Linked DNA regions of Homo sapiens: regions 2 and 3 are each linked to region 1. Evidence: read pairs that join two places in POLR2A ChIA-PET (ENCODE). Cell type or tissue: PC-9. All regions are shown on one strand.

What was found. Peaks named below come from ENCODE experiments on the same cell type or tissue, not always from the same donor. Only the 100,000 strongest peaks of a DNase experiment are listed, where the experiment ranks them.
Region 2: POLR2A ChIA-PET joins it to region 1 with 11 read pairs; 21 of 35 experiments call an interaction of 5 or more read pairs at or near these places.
Region 3: POLR2A ChIA-PET joins it to region 1 with 10 read pairs; 17 of 35 experiments call an interaction of 5 or more read pairs at or near these places.

The regions. Positions count from the first base shown.
Region 1 is chr14:22,822,913-22,827,912 of GRCh38, reverse strand. No RefSeq gene overlaps it. Among named protein-coding and RNA genes, the nearest start is that of MRPL52, 4.5 kb to the left of the region's middle. RefSeq lists an enhancer at 2,725-3,621 and a silencer at 4,743-4,972. In PC-9, no CTCF peak of the experiment used is centred here; a DNase peak (open chromatin) is centred at 2,852; H3K27ac peaks cover 921 bases.
Region 2 is chr14:22,892,541-22,897,540 of GRCh38, reverse strand. RBM23 (RNA binding motif protein 23) reads left to right here. Exons shown (of 14, transcript NM_001077351.2): 14 at 1-4,337. Among named protein-coding and RNA genes, the nearest start is that of REM2, 12 kb to the right of the region's middle. In PC-9, no CTCF peak of the experiment used is centred here; no DNase peak of the experiment used is centred here.
Region 3 is chr14:22,592,111-22,597,110 of GRCh38, reverse strand. No RefSeq gene overlaps it. Among named protein-coding and RNA genes, the nearest start is that of ABHD4, 3.7 kb to the left of the region's middle. In PC-9, no CTCF peak of the experiment used is centred here; a DNase peak (open chromatin) is centred at 2,810.

The DNA.
Region 1 (5,000 bases):
GCGGGTGGATCACTTGAGGTCAGGAGTTTGAGACCAGCCTGGCCAACATGGTGAAACCCCATCTCTACTAAAAATACAAAATTAGCCGGTCGTGGTGGCATGCACTTGTAATCCCAACTACTCGGGTGGCTGGAGAATAACTTGAACCTAGGAGGCGGAGATTGCAGTGAGCCAAGATCGTGCCACTGCCCTCCAGCCTGGGCAACAGAGCGAGACTCCGTCTCAAAAAAATAAAAGAAATCTCCTATCGGTGCTTGGTACCAGCATGAGCTAACTTTATGGCTCAAACAAGTAGGACAATTTGCTGAGGTCTGAGAGCATCCCCTCCAGAGAATCCCTGATCTTCCAAAATTTGGTCGAGATCTAAAGTTTATTTTGTACAACTGTTTTTTTTTTTTTTTTTGGAGTTTTACTTGCTTCCTACATTTTCCTGCTTCCATGAGTTTGAACTCACTTCCAATAGGGAAGATGAGTTTTTTTTTTTTCCTGCTTCTAGGCTGGTAGAGAACAGTCTACAGCCTGAGACCCATCACTAGGTAAGAAACTGGTTTGGGATTTTGTCTTGCAAATTCCTTTTAAACGACTAAAGTTAGCATTTAACAGCCAGCAGGTGTTAATTTCTGCTTACACTTAGAGCACTCAGAAACTGTATAATTAGTGTGATCATCGTTAGTTTAGTAGCATTTTGTCATAGCTGAAATATGGTAATGAGATTTAAAAATATATTTTTTTCTTTTGTTAAGGAGCTCAATAGTTAAAAGTCAGCTTAATTAAAAGGCTAATATCCAAGATGCGTGTGTCTGTGGATACATGTGTGCATGTTTGTATTTAAAAGGCCCTCATTAGGCTGGGCGCGGTGGCTCACGCTTGTAATCCCAGCACTTTGGGAGGCCGAGGCGGGTGGATCATGAGGTCAGGAGTTTGAAACCCGCCTGGCCAACATCGTCAAACCCCGTCTAAACCCCAAACTAAAAATTCAAAATTAGCTGGGTGTGGTGGTGCATGTCTGTAATCCCAGCTACTCGGGAGGCTGAGGCAGGACAATCACTTGAACCCCGGAGGCAAAGGTTGTGGTGAGCCGAGATCGCGCCATTGCACACAAGAGTGAAACTCACACACACACACACACACACACACACACACACAGAAAAGATGAGAAACTGGCCAGGTACTGTGGCTCATGGCCTGTAATCCCAGCACTTTGGGAGGCTGAGGTTGGAGGATCACTTGAGCCCAGGAGTTTGAGACTAGCCTGGGCAACAGTCAGACCTTGCCTCTACTAAAATTTAATTTTTGTGTGTGTGTGTGTTTTGCCAGGCATAGTGGCATGCACCTGTGGTCCTAGCTACTTGGGATGTTGAGGTCAGTGAGGTGAGAGGATTGCTTGAGCCTAGGAGTTTGAGGTCATCCTGGACAGTATGGTGAGACCCTGTCTCTACAAAAAATACAAAAAATTGGCTGGGCGGTGTGGCTCATGCCTGTAATCCCAGCACTTTGGGAGGCTGAGGCAGGTGGATAACCTAGGTCAGGATTCGAGACCAGCCTGGCCAACATGGCGAAACCCTGTGTCTACTAAAAATACAAAAATTAGCTGGATGTGGTGGCCATGTGCCGGTAATCCCAGCTACTTGGGAGGCTGAGGCAGGAGAATCACTTGAACGTGGGAGGTGGAGGTTGTAATAAGCCGAGATCGCGCTATTGCACTCCAGCCTGGACAACAAGAGTGAAACTCCATCTCGGAAAAACAAAAAACAAAAAGCAAAACAAAAAATTAGCCAGGTATGGTGGCGTGTGCCTGTAGTCCCAGCTATGTGGGAGGCTGAGGTGGGAGGATCACCTGAGCCTGGGGAGGTCAAGGCTGCAGTGAGTTGTAATCACACCACTGTCCTCTAGCCTAGGTGACAGAGCAAGATACTGTCACAAACAAACAAAAAAAAACATCTGGGGTGGAGTGGGGCATATGCATTTAGGTGAACAAATAATGTGTATAATATGAACACGGCATGCAAAAGTGGACAAGTACAATTATTTAACAGATGTGGGAGTCAAGGAGCCAGAGCCGGAGGACTTTGGGAGCAGGATGGGAATTGTCATTGGAACTAGGAAATCTGGGAAGAGAAGCGTCTTTAGAAGCGCCATGGCTCACGCCTGTAATCCCAGCACTTTGGGAGGCCGAGGAAGGTGGATCATAAGGTCAGGAGTTCAAGACCAGCCTGGCCAAAATGGTGAAACCTCATCTCTACTAAAAATACAAAAACTAGTCAGGTGCGGTGGTGGACACCTGTAGTCCCAGCTACTCGGGAGGCTGAGGCAGGAGAATCACTTGAACCCAGGAGGCAGAGGTTGCAGTGAGCCAAGATTGTGCCACTGCACTCCATCCTGGGCCACAGAGCGAGGCTCCGTCTCAAAAAAAAAAAAAAAAAAAAAAAGAAGAAGAAGAAGGAAGACAAGTTCAGCCCATATATATATATATATATATTTTTTTTTTTTTTTTTTTTTTTTTTTTGTAGAGATGGGGTCTTGCTATGTTTCCTAGGCTGGTCTTGAATTCCTAGGCTCAAGCAATCTTCCTGTCTGGGCCTCCCTAAATTTAACCTTTGATGTGGTTAGTGTGATACAGCAGGGGGACAATCCATGGGTTGTAAATACCAGAAAAGGGCTCCTCACCCAAACAGCTACCTCTCATCTCAGCCTACCTGGACACAGAGATAGATAGATAGAGAGAGAGAGAGAGACAGACAGAACCCCAGAGCGCTGACAACTAACATCATCAGCATTCTCAGGGACCTCATGGAACTCTGTTGGAGGGAGGGGTCTGGCACCTGGACAGCACTCCTCTATGACTTCATCTGCCTCAGAAGCCACAGGAAAGCAGCTTCGTCATCCTAAACTGAATGTCTTTTAACCTCTGGACTTCAACTGGCAAAGACTGGAGTTAAGAATAATGTGAAGCATCAGGCATCTGTGCTTCCTGTGTTTCCTCTCTTAAACTGCTTTGCTTTTCAAGGGCATCATGCCCTGTATTTGGCTTTAACATTTTGTTATCCCAGCCTAGGCAGCACAGCAAGACTTTGTCTCTCTCTCTTTTTTTTCTTTTGAGACAGAGTCTCACTCCATCGCCCAGGCTAGAGTGCAGCTGCGTGATCGCGGCTCACTGCAACCCCCGCTTCCTGGGTTCAAACGATTCTCATGCCTCAGCCTCCCGAGTAGCTGGGATTACAGGCACATGCCACCATGCCCAGCTAATTTTTGTAGTTTTTAGAGACAGCCAAGACTCTGTTTCTTAAAAAAAAAAAAAAACCAAAACCCCCCCCCAAAAACAAAACAAAACAAACAACAACAACAACAAAAACCGGGCGCAGTGGCTCACGCCTGTAATCTCCACACTTTGGGAGGCCAAGGCGGGCGGATCACGAGGTCAGGAGATTGAGACCATCCTGGCCAGTATGGTGAAACCGCGTCTCTACTAAAAATACGAAAATTAGCTGGGCTTGGTGGCGCGTGCCTGTAATCCCAGCTACTGGGGACGCTGAGGCAGGAGAATCCCTTGAACCAGGGCGTCGGAGGTTGCAGTGAGCCGGGATGGTGCCATTGCACTCCAGCCGGGCGACAGAGCGAGACTGCATCTAAAAAAAAAAAAAAAAGCTGGGTACCCACCTGTAGGCACCCACCACCAAGTCCCAGTTACTTGGGAGGCTGAAGCTGGAGGATTGCTTTAGCCCAGAAGGTCAAGGGTGTAGTGAGCTCATGTTTTGTCTAATATGTTTATCCAAATAGCCTCCTTCTGTTCTGTAAGTTTGTATTTATACAGTTACTTTTTTTTTTTTTTTGAGACAGAGTCTCGCTCTGTCACCCAGGCTGGAGTGCGGTGGTGCGATCTCGGCTCACTGCAAGCTCCGCCTCCCGGGTTTACGCCATTCTCCTCCCTCAGCCTCCCGAGTAGCTGGGACTACAGGCGCCTGCCACCACGCCCGGCTAATTTTTTTTTGTATTTTTAGTAGAGACTGGGTTTCACCGTGTTAGCCAGGATGGTCTTGATCTCCTGACCTCATGATCCGCCCGCCTTGGCGTCCCGAAGTGCTGGGATTACAGGCGTGAGCCGCCGCGCCCGGCCCCTACAGTTACTTTTGTACAAGTGCTTTGCTCTGGGAAATTAGGTGCCTTGTAATTGTTGTGATTGATAATGACATTGGAGAAGGAACATAAGACGAAGGAAGCTGACTCTGGGTAGGCAATTCTACTTCATTTTGCAATCTCTTTTCCTTTTTGCATGCCTGTGAGAACATTCTAAGATTGAAGAAGTTGTGGAGAGAAGAGTGAACTGTTTGGGAATTCTTTCATTATCTCCCTTTTTAGGACAGTACAAAGAACAAATCACTGTCACCTCATGCAAGAAATGTGAGAACTGTGGCTACAAATTACTCAATACACTACTTTGCATATTATTTCCTTACTATTTACATAATTTATTGCGACATATTCTGCTTCTTTTCCCAGAGCTGTCAAATCTCTGCTATATCAGTACTGGCTAAATTAGGTGTTAAATGATTGAGCTTCAAGATGGGCAAATCATGACTTCGGACTACATTCCTCCTTGCCTGGCGGCTGGGAAATTCCGTAAGCTCTGTGTGTTTCTATCAGACTGCTCTTGAAGGCGGTGGCTCTCTGTGGATCTCCGCAGAGCGCCAACGTTGGCTTAAAAAACCCCAAAGCTAGATTATCCAAAAGGTATATAAAAGGTAGTTATATTATTTACAAGCCATCTTTTAGCCTTAAAACGTGATGAAGCATTTCCAGTTGCCTTTTCTTGAACTAATTCAGCAACTCCCTTTTTTGTTAGGTCCGCGCTGCTGCTAAGACTTCAGATGAAAGACGCTCCGGGGACTCCGGTATCCTGGGCCCCCTCGGCCCGGACATTTTTGATTAAGCGCTGCCTCCTGGCGGCGGCTTTGCTGCCCGACGCCTTCCCAGCTTAGTGGAGCCCACTTTCTTTGGTTTGG
Region 2 (5,000 bases), 70 kb before region 1:
GCCAGCCTCAGACCTTATCTTGAAGCAGCTTGAGGCCAGACCTACTGTAGGCTCAGCATCTTGCTAGGAGGCATGGGAGTGATCTAACCTGCCAGCTATCTCTCTTCCTTTCCTCCTTCTGCTGATCAAAGTCCTGTCCTTTAAGACCCTGAAGCTTTCCTAGGTGGAGTTGATCTCTCTTTTCAGTATTCTTTGTCCTCTTGTGGGTCATCTTACTCTACTTTTATTTAGTAAATAAAATAATTGCAATAAAAATTATTTTATTGAAAACTCCATTACTTGATGGTTACAGCCTGATGAGGCCAGACTTGGATGTCTTTCTCATGATTGCTTTGCCTTGCACATATTAAATGTCTGTAGAATTGAATGAATGCTGTTCATTAAAGTGTTAAAGTCAGCACCAGGCTTTCCAAAGGCTGCCCCTTCTAGGCTGCTTTTCCCAGCAGCCTCATCCATTCCTTCCTCACTCCACCAGGAGAGAAGATGCAGCTTTACTCTTTCTGATGTTACCATGGTAGCCTGTGATACTTTCTTTCTAAAGTGCTGCTTGCCATCCACCAGAGACTGATGTTTCCATGGCAACCAGGTGAAGGCAATAGTCACGAGCTGGATGCAGGAAAGGAATTCCGGTCTGAGAAGCTGCATATCTGAATCTTCTAGCTTCAGACATCCTTTCCCCTCTCTCATAACTTTTGCGCTTTATATCCAGGACTGGTTTGCTCTCTGGTGTGCCCTTGGTTGAGAGAGCTCTGTGAAAGTGAGGTGAAGCAGACCAACCAACTTAGATCACGTGGGAAGGTGGGTGCAAGGAAAGAGCTGAGCAAAGATCACTTCAAAAAGTTGGATGAAGTCTATTAGTTGTTCAGATGATCTGCTCTCAAGAGCCCTTAAGGAGTTGGCTGGAGTTTCTGGAGAGCCATTAAGCAGTTATTTTTGAGAGCAATGGGTAGATGGATGAGGTGCCTGAAGACTGGAAAGCAGCCAGTCAGTGCCGGATTGTAGAAAGGAGAAACAATGACCTTGGAAATCGGAGACCCGTCAAACTTGCCAATGTTCCAGAAAGGATGGGAGTTTCAGTCAGCTTTCAGGCATCAGGAAGCCTACTTGCTTAGAATTAGTGGTGCTAAGAATTCGCCTCCTCAACTCCTGAGCATAAGCAAGCTAGGGGACCTCCACCCTGTAGCCGAGTGTCACACTCTGGAACCACACAGCATGGTTCAGATCCCTCTTCCCTCACAAACTAGCTGAATAAGCTTGGGTAGGTTACTTCACTTCTCTCACACTTCATCTGTAAAAAGGAAATGATAACACCTATCTCATAGGGATGTTGTGAGAATTCATTGAGAAAGGTTTGGAACTTGGCTCATTACTGTCCTCAGTATTTTCACTCCTCTGGATGCCTACTCACTTGATTTTCTAGCTGACTTCATTCTCCCCAACTTTAGAGCTCAAGGTTTATGGGGAAAAGCAAGGGCAGTGCAATGGTGAAAATAAATCTTCATTTTTAAATAAATAAATTGTTCCTGCACTGAAGCCCCAAGCTTACAAGGTCTTGGGTCACACACAACCTGCCTAGTTTTCAGGAAAACAGATCCCACTAGCCCAATCTCTTTATGCTTGAGGCTCTGTCCACATAGTTAGATTTTAACCAGATGGTTTCGAAAAATCAAAATGAGCCCCCCTCACAGGTACCTTCAAGGTACCTAACACCATTAGCTTTGTCTGGCAGGGGAAAAATACCAGGGCACTCAGTTTTGTTTTGTTTTGAGACAGGGTCTGGCTCTGTTGCCCATGCTGGAGTACAGTGGTGCCATCACAGCTCACTGCAGTCTCAACCTCCTGAGCTCAAATGATCCTCTTGATTAGCTGGAACTACAGGTATGTGCCACTATGCCCAGCTAAGTTTTGTATTTTTTGTAGAGATGGGGTCTTGCTATGTTGCCCAGGTGGTCTTGAACTCCTGGGCTTAAGTGATCCTCCCTCCTTAGCCTCCCAAAGTGCTAGGATTATAGGTGTGAGCCACCACAACTGCCTGAGAGCACCCTCTGTTACCACCCTTTCCTTAGCGTCTCAGCCTCCCCCAAGCACCTGTCTTTGTTGGTCTCCAGAGCCTAGCCCTACACTGGCATTTTCCTTTCTGAATAAGTATTTTTTTTATTTATTTATTTTTATTTTTTCTTTGAGATGGAGTTTCGCTTTTGTTGCCCAGGCTGGAGTGCAATGGTGCGATCTCGGCTCACCGCAACCTCTGCTTCCTGGGTTCAAGTGATTCTCCTGCCTCAGCCTCCTGAGTAGCTGGGATTACAGGCGTGCGCCACCACTCCCAGCTAATTTTGTATTTTTAGTGGAGACAGGGTTTCTCCATGTTGGTCAGGCTGGTCTCGAACTCCTGACCTCAGGTGATCCACCCGCCTTGGCCTCCCAAAGTGCTGGGATTACAGTCCTGAGCCACTGCACTGGGCCTTATTTATTTATTTTTAATTAATTAATTAATTTTTTTTGAGATGGAGTCTTGCTTTGTCGCCCAGGCTGGAGTGCAGTGGCGCAATCTCGGGTCACTGCAAGCTCTGCCTCCCAGGTTCATGCCATTCTCCTGCCTCAGCCTCCCAAGTAGCTGGGACTACAGGCACCTGCCACTATGCCCGGCTAATTTTTTGTATTTTTTAGTAGAGATGGGGTTTCACTGTTTTAGCCAGGATGGTTTCGATCTCCTGACCTAGTGATCCGCTCGCCTCGGCCTCCCAGAGTGCTGGGATTACAGGCGTGAGCCACTGCGCCCGGCTGGGCCTTATTTATGTATTTTTCTGAGACAGAGTCTCATGCTATCACCCAGGCTGGAGTGCAGTGGCATGATCTCTGCTCACTGCGATCTCTGCTCACTTCAACCTCTGCTTCCCGGGTTCAAGTGATTCTCCCACCTCAGCCTCCCGAGTAGCTGGAATTACAGGCACCCACCACCATGCCTGGCTAATTTTTGTAATTTTTTTTAGTAGAAATAGGGTTTCACCATGTTGGCCAGGCTGGTCTCTCTCTTGACCTCAAGTGATCCACCCACCTCGGCCTCCCAAAGTGCTGGGATTACAGGCGTGAGCCAATTGCCCGACCTGAGTAAGTATTTTAAATCAGCACAGGTCCTCTGCTTAAAGTCAAGTTGTAATTTGAACACAAAAATGGAAAATCATGCAGTAAAATACCATCGTGGAGCTTCAATTGCCAATCTGTCCCCCAACCTTCCATCAGATGACAAAACCCAAAAAAGTGTTACCCGTGAGTCCTATGGAAGGCACGTTGGACTTTGTAGACCATAACTTAAATTTTTATCTCCAAATGGTGCTGTGCTTTGAGAGTTTAGCAAGCTGCTTTGATGCCTAAATAAAGGGCCAGGACATAGGTTGCAAAAGGCATTACTACTTCCACCGCTTCTCTGTATAATGCTTGAGAAATTACAAAGATCTTTGCTCTTTTATTTAGTCCTCATGACTTCGCTATAAGGTAGGTATTCTTCATTTTAGAGTTGGGATAGCATAGCTGAGTTCAGCAAACCAGACAGGTTAAGAGTGACTTCATCCACAGACCCCCATCCAGGAAACATCCTGAGCACTAATTGAAAAGCATTCAAGGGCTTACTGAATTTGCATTCACATCTGGAGTTTTCAAGGCCACTAAGCTGTGGAAACTTGACATCAATATTCAAATAGATGAAAAGGGACCTTAAGCATATCCATCAGGGAGTCACCGAGATGATAAAGGCCTGAGAAGCAGTATGCTCTTGTCCGGCATTTGTGTCCTTTGACGACTGCACCATCCACCCAAATTTTGCTGCCTTCTTTATAGGAAGGGCCTTTTCCTCATGTGGTGGGCTGCCCACTGTTTCTTCTCTGTGCATTTGCTCATGTAGTTTGACCACAAGGAATGCTTTTCCTTCTTTCTCTCAACTATCTATAGCCTACATATCCTTTAAGGCCCAGTTTCTAAAATATGTCTTCCAAATTTACTGTTTCTTCCATTCAGAATTCCTGGAGCACATGAGGTAGCCCCCAGTTAGATAGAATGTGGTATTGTTTGCTGCTATTTTGCCTGTTTTGTGCTGTATCACCTCATCCATCTCCCCAGCTTAATTGCAAGCTATTTGACGGGCAGAAATTGTGTCTTATTTGTATTTGTTTTCCCCATTGGGCCCGGCACACTGATTGGCATATTGCAGATGTTTAGTACTTGAGAGAAACAAAATGTCTTCTAGCATTTGTGGATGAAAGATTAAAATGTCCAGGAAAATTTACTTAGATTGATGTGGATTGAAACTATATTAGATTAATAAAAAGATGTGTGTGTGTGAACTTCCTGGGAGTGAGGGTTTAACCCAGAGGACTTCCACGTATGACCCCGGCAGTCTTTCAGAAGAGAAGAGCCCCTGTTCCAGTCTCTCTAGAGGGCTCAGATGCAGCACGGCCTAAAAGCTCATCTGTAGGCAGAGGCCCAGAGTGGAAAAATTTCCAGATGCAGGACTCCCCCGTTCCTCTGACCCTCAGGGGAGAGCACACAAAGTCTATGCTCTGGGCCAATGAGGCGGTCTTGTGGGCAAAGGGGAGTGGGAGTAGCAGGGGCTGGGCAGGGGCTGGTAAGGGAACACGGACTCCAAGACAAAATTGCAGTGGTTAAGAGATGCATGAGGACAGAAAGGACCTTACCTGGCATGGCAGCTCAGGTCCCAGTGCCCTCTGCTGACCTCTCACCCCAGCCAAGATCAATGGCTCTACTTTGCCTTGAGAGAGAAAGAGAGAATGGCCTGGCTCTCAGAGAAGGCCTCACCTCTCCCAAGTCTGGCGGGAGCCTGGCTTCAGCTTCCGTCTGTTCTGAGCTATTCCCTGTAGGCGTCTGGAGGGAACACACAGATGGGTCGGGCTGATGGGACTGGCTGAGTTGGGGGAGGGAGGCTCATGGTGTGTGGCTCCCCTCGTGGGGGAGGTCTTGCCATCATGGTCTTCCATACACGAAAGACA
Region 3 (5,000 bases), 230 kb after region 1:
AGTGAGCCAAAATTGTGACACTGCACTCCAGCCTGAGAGACAGAGTGAGACTCCATCTCAAAAACCAAAAACAAACAAGCAAACAAACAAAAAAAACCAGACTGGGGAGTGGTGGAGGATGGGTGAGAGAATGCTGGTGCACAGGGGTTTATCAAAGCATTTTTCTTTAGCCTTCCTGCAGGACCCAGATGATTCTGAGATTTCTTCTTTGTAGCAACACAGTGTTAAGCTGATCATTATAAAGACTTAACGTTTAGGAGAACCAGCATTTATAGAGTTTAGGGGCTTAGGAATTTGCCAGATGTGGTACAAAGTAGTTCAACTAGCAGAGGACTTGTCTCTTTCATGCAACCTTTTTTTTTTTGAGACTGATTCTCACTGTCACCTAAGCTGGAATGCAGTGTCATGATCATGGCTCACTGCAGCCTTGAACTCCTGGGCTCAAGGGGTCCTCTTGCCTCAGTCTTCTAAGTAGCTAGGACTACATGTGCCCAGCTAATTTTTTTTTTAGTTTTTGTAAAGATGGGGTCTTGTTATTTTGCCCAGGCTGGTCTCAAACTCCTTGGCTCAAGCTATCTTTCTGCCTTGGGGTCTCAAAGTGCTGGGATTACAGGGGTGAGCCAACAAACTTGGCTTCGTTCAATCTTTCAACAAAGCACAGTGGTTCTAAACTTCAGTATGCATAGAATCATCTGGTGGATTTATTAGAAATTCAGATTTCTGGGCTGGGCATGGTGGCTCACGCCTGTAATCCCATCACTTTGGGAGGCCGAGGCAGATGGATCACGAGGTCAAGAGTTTGAGACCAGCCTGGCCAACATGGTGAAACCCCATCTCTACTAAGAATACAAAAATTAGCCAGGTGTGGTGGCGCGTGCCTGTAATCCCAGCTACTCAGGAGGCTGAGGCAGGAGAATTGCTTGAACACGGGAGGAGGAGGTTGCAGTGAGTTGAGATCGTGCCATTGCACTCCAGCCTGGGGGACAAAGCAAGACTCCATCTTGGAAAAAAAAATTCAGATTTCTAGCACCTACCCTCTGAGATTCAGATTCAGCTGGTTTGGCTTGATGCTAGAAAGCCGCATTTTTAGGAAGCACCGCAGATACTGGTGCTCCACGAGACTCACTGGTTGGTTAGAAGTATAGATTCTGGAGTCATGAAGCCTGGTTAAGTTCAGTATTTGCTTTGCCACTTATCCACTGTAAATCCTTGGCCAAGTTATTTAGCATCTCTTAATTTCTTCCTCTGGCTTGTATCTTGTGAGAACTAACCAAGATAATTCAAATAAACATGTGGTACACTTATTTGTGATACGAATATTACTTATTTTTGTTGTTGCTGTTATTCAATGCCAAGAATTATGTTGAGCACTAAAAATACAATTATCCAGCCTGGGCATCATAGCAAGACTCTATCTCTACAAAAATGAAAAAAATTAGCTGGGCATGGCAATGCACACCAAAAGTAACAGCTACTCCGAAGGGTGAGGCAGGAGGATCACTTGAGTCTAGGAGTCAGAGGTTAGAGTGAGCTATAATCCCACCACTGCACTCCAGCCTAGGTGAGAGTCAGACTCTGTCTCTAAAAAAAGAAAAAATAAATAAAAGCAATTATCAAAAGGAAATAAACAACCTGCTCTAGTGGTAAACACAGACTTTCTATCTGTTGCTACCCTAGGCTGTTCTTGGCTTTGCAGAGCTGATAACTTTGTATTCAGAGCTCAGCTCAAACTTCCCCTCATCTGAGGCATTTCTTGACCACAGGATCTAAAGAGAGCCCCCCATCACTCTGTCACATTACCCTATTTTTATTTTCTTCATAACACATAACATTATCTGAAATTATCTTGCATTGTTTTTACTCATTTATTATCAGTTTCCTTCCACTAGAGAATAAATTTCCTGGGGGACCCTCTCTGTCTTGTTATCTGCTGTGCTCCCAACACCTAGAACAAAGTGTGGCAGAGTAGGCACTCAATATTTGTTGGGTAAATGAAGAAAAGTCTAGTGAAGAGGCAGAAGCATAAACAATTACCTATGAAACAATATACTAAGTGTCAAAGGCTTTGGGAGCTACATTCTAAATTGTACCAAATAGAAAATTCCATACTGTATCACTCCCAGACAGGACAATAAAATCTCCCACTTTTCTGAAAACCTGTAAGTTGTGAGATTTTTTTAGGCAAGGACGACTACACATGAACTGGTATTAGATCTCTCTAGACCATTTCTCAGGAGTGCAGAGAAGTGTTTGTATTTTGTTTTCATGTGCGAAATCAGCTTTAAAGTAGAGGTTTCTTGGAAGTAGGAAACTTGAATGGATGGAAAATGCCTTTAATAACCAAAGTTACCACAGTTTTTAAGGTATCCCCAGTGCTGATGTATCTCAGGATCAGGACGGATCTGCTAGAATTACACAGAGTAAAGAGGACTCTCGGAGCCTACTCTAAGGCAGGCCTCTGGGGAGAAAATGTAAGTTATTTTTTTTCTCCTTATCATCAGGACAAAGCACACCATGAGCAAGTATGAGACTCCAACAAGTGTGGATGGAAATTAATTTGACAAATCTGAAACCATCTTTGCAAAATTATGACTGAGACAGTGAAAGAGATCTAACTTAACTGACTCCATCTCGCTTCTAACCAGGTTGTCCTTGTTCATTCCTGGGCATAGGCTGAACTAACTTTGGGAGAAACTTAGTTTATAGTTTGTGGTTTGTGACAGATAACAGCCCTTTCCCGGGGCTGACTTCCTTGTTGCCTGGAGACTAGATTGCCTTTGTAACACTAACATTAGCCATAAGATTGGAAATTATGGTTTGGGAGTCATGCAGCTGGAGGCTACAAGATTCTGACCCTCCCTAGACTGCTCCTAAGATCAGTGCTTGAGATATTTGGTGACCCCTGCACTTGATGGATCAGCTGGTACCACTCAGATTGATGAACTGGCTCATCTGATCTTGCAGCGCCCCCCACCCAGGAACTCAGGGCAAGAAGACAGCTTGGACTCCTTATTATTTCTTCCCCGACCATCAGGACTCGTGGCTCACTGGCTTCCCCAACCAAGTTGTCCTTAAAAACTCTGATCCCCGAATGCTTGGGGAGACTGATTTGAGTAATAATAAAATTCCGTTCTCCTGCACAGCTGGCTGTGTATGAATTACTCTTTCTCCATTCTAATTGCCCAGTCTTGATGAACCAGCTCTGTCTAGGCAGCGGGCAAGGTGAACTCCTTGGGAGGTTACAAACCCTCTTTCTATGACTGTAAGTCATCACTGAGTATTCCAAAAGTAGGTGGAGCTGATAAACTGATAGCTCAGGCCTGGCAGCTATAGATTATTCTTGTTTCAAATGGGTATCACTGCCATTTGAATAAACTGTGAACAAGGTATATCTCTTTGACTGAACATAGAAATGAGTGGAATAGCTCATAAGTTGTTCTGTCCAATGACAGCCACTAGCCACAAGTGGCTACTTAGATTTAAATAAAAGCCAAATAAAATTTCCTTAGTCACACTGTAACCAAGTATCCCCATTTTTCTAAGAGATAGTTTAATGATTTTTAAAAAATCTCTCTTCTTTTCCCCCTTCTCCTCACTTCCTCCTTAGCTCTTTAGAAATGCAATTGTAGCCTTTTACCTCCTCTTTATCAGACACTCCCTATGGGGCAGGTTCATCTAACTATGTGCTTAGAAGCTCCAGAGAGGAACTCTCACCCACCGGGAGGTTGCCTTGAGAGACAACAGCCTATCTACAACCCAAAGTATGCCTGCTACAAAGCTTTCTCTTACCTGGAGAGTTTTGGCCACTTTTACAACCCAGTCCTGCCCACAAAAGGCACCAGCAGTCACTGTCCAGTAGATAAGGCACTGAAGGTAGTATGCAGACCCCCCAACCACTCGCTTCCTCCCCTCGTGCCATTCATGCCAGCATTCCATGCCCCATTTCAAAAGCACCCTCTTTCTGCTCCAAAAGTGAAATGGTACCCTTAAGGCAGAAAACCTGTACTTCCTCCCCTAAGGTAGCTTTGGAATAAAATATCATTTTCTTTATACCAGATCTCACTCTTGTTAAGTGGACTCTGCAAGCAGCGAGAGAGTGAACCTGCATTTGGGTTACAACACTAACTAGTTTAAGTGCTCAATAGCCACATATGTCTAGCAGTTACTATACTGGGCAGTGCAGAGACATTATCACAGAAAATTCTATTGCACACTGTTGCTCAGGCACTGATGATTTCAGCCCCATGTTGTGGTGAGTGATCTGCTCTTGGAAAGGACAATATAGTGGACTCACTTTCGGGTGCCAGCAAGGGGGCAAAACTGAGGCTTTTTTGAGACTCCCAAACAGCTAGGAGGGAGGGAAACCAGACAAAGGAGCTGAAAAGTTGTTCCACTTCATCAGAAACTGAAAGGATGAAGGGATATGGGTTCACTGAAGATATTTACTGCTTTACTAGGACTTGATCAGAAACTTGATACTTTAAAAATTTGACTTTGTGCTGTTTGCAACTTGATTCTCCTTAAATTTTTATTTCTGAAAATAATAACCTATTTTATCTGTTCTATTAGGAAACAAGGAGAGGGGGTTTTGGTCACACTGGGGCCAAAGTTTAGAAGGTAGAGATTATATATGCAATAGCAGTTAACAGAAGCAAAGAGGGGAATCTTAAGGCAAACGTGACAATGCAAGGGAAAGGAAATGGAAAAGACATTCTTTTCCATGCGGAGATTTCCTTTAGAAGAGTTATTGTCTACTCAAACTTTGGAGGATTTGTGTTTCTTTTGGTAAATAATGTGATTTCTTTTTGTAGAGGATGTATGATGTAAAATCATGGACTTTGCCCTTAAGGGAACCCTCTTGCTCCTCCACTCTTCCATTGTTTTATGTAATGAAACCCCTAAAGTATACTCTGACTTCAGTTTCAGCTTATAAATTAGATCTGCCCTTTAAGAGCCATTTGAGTTGCAGTCCCTCCAGTGCTATCTTTTGCATACCCAAA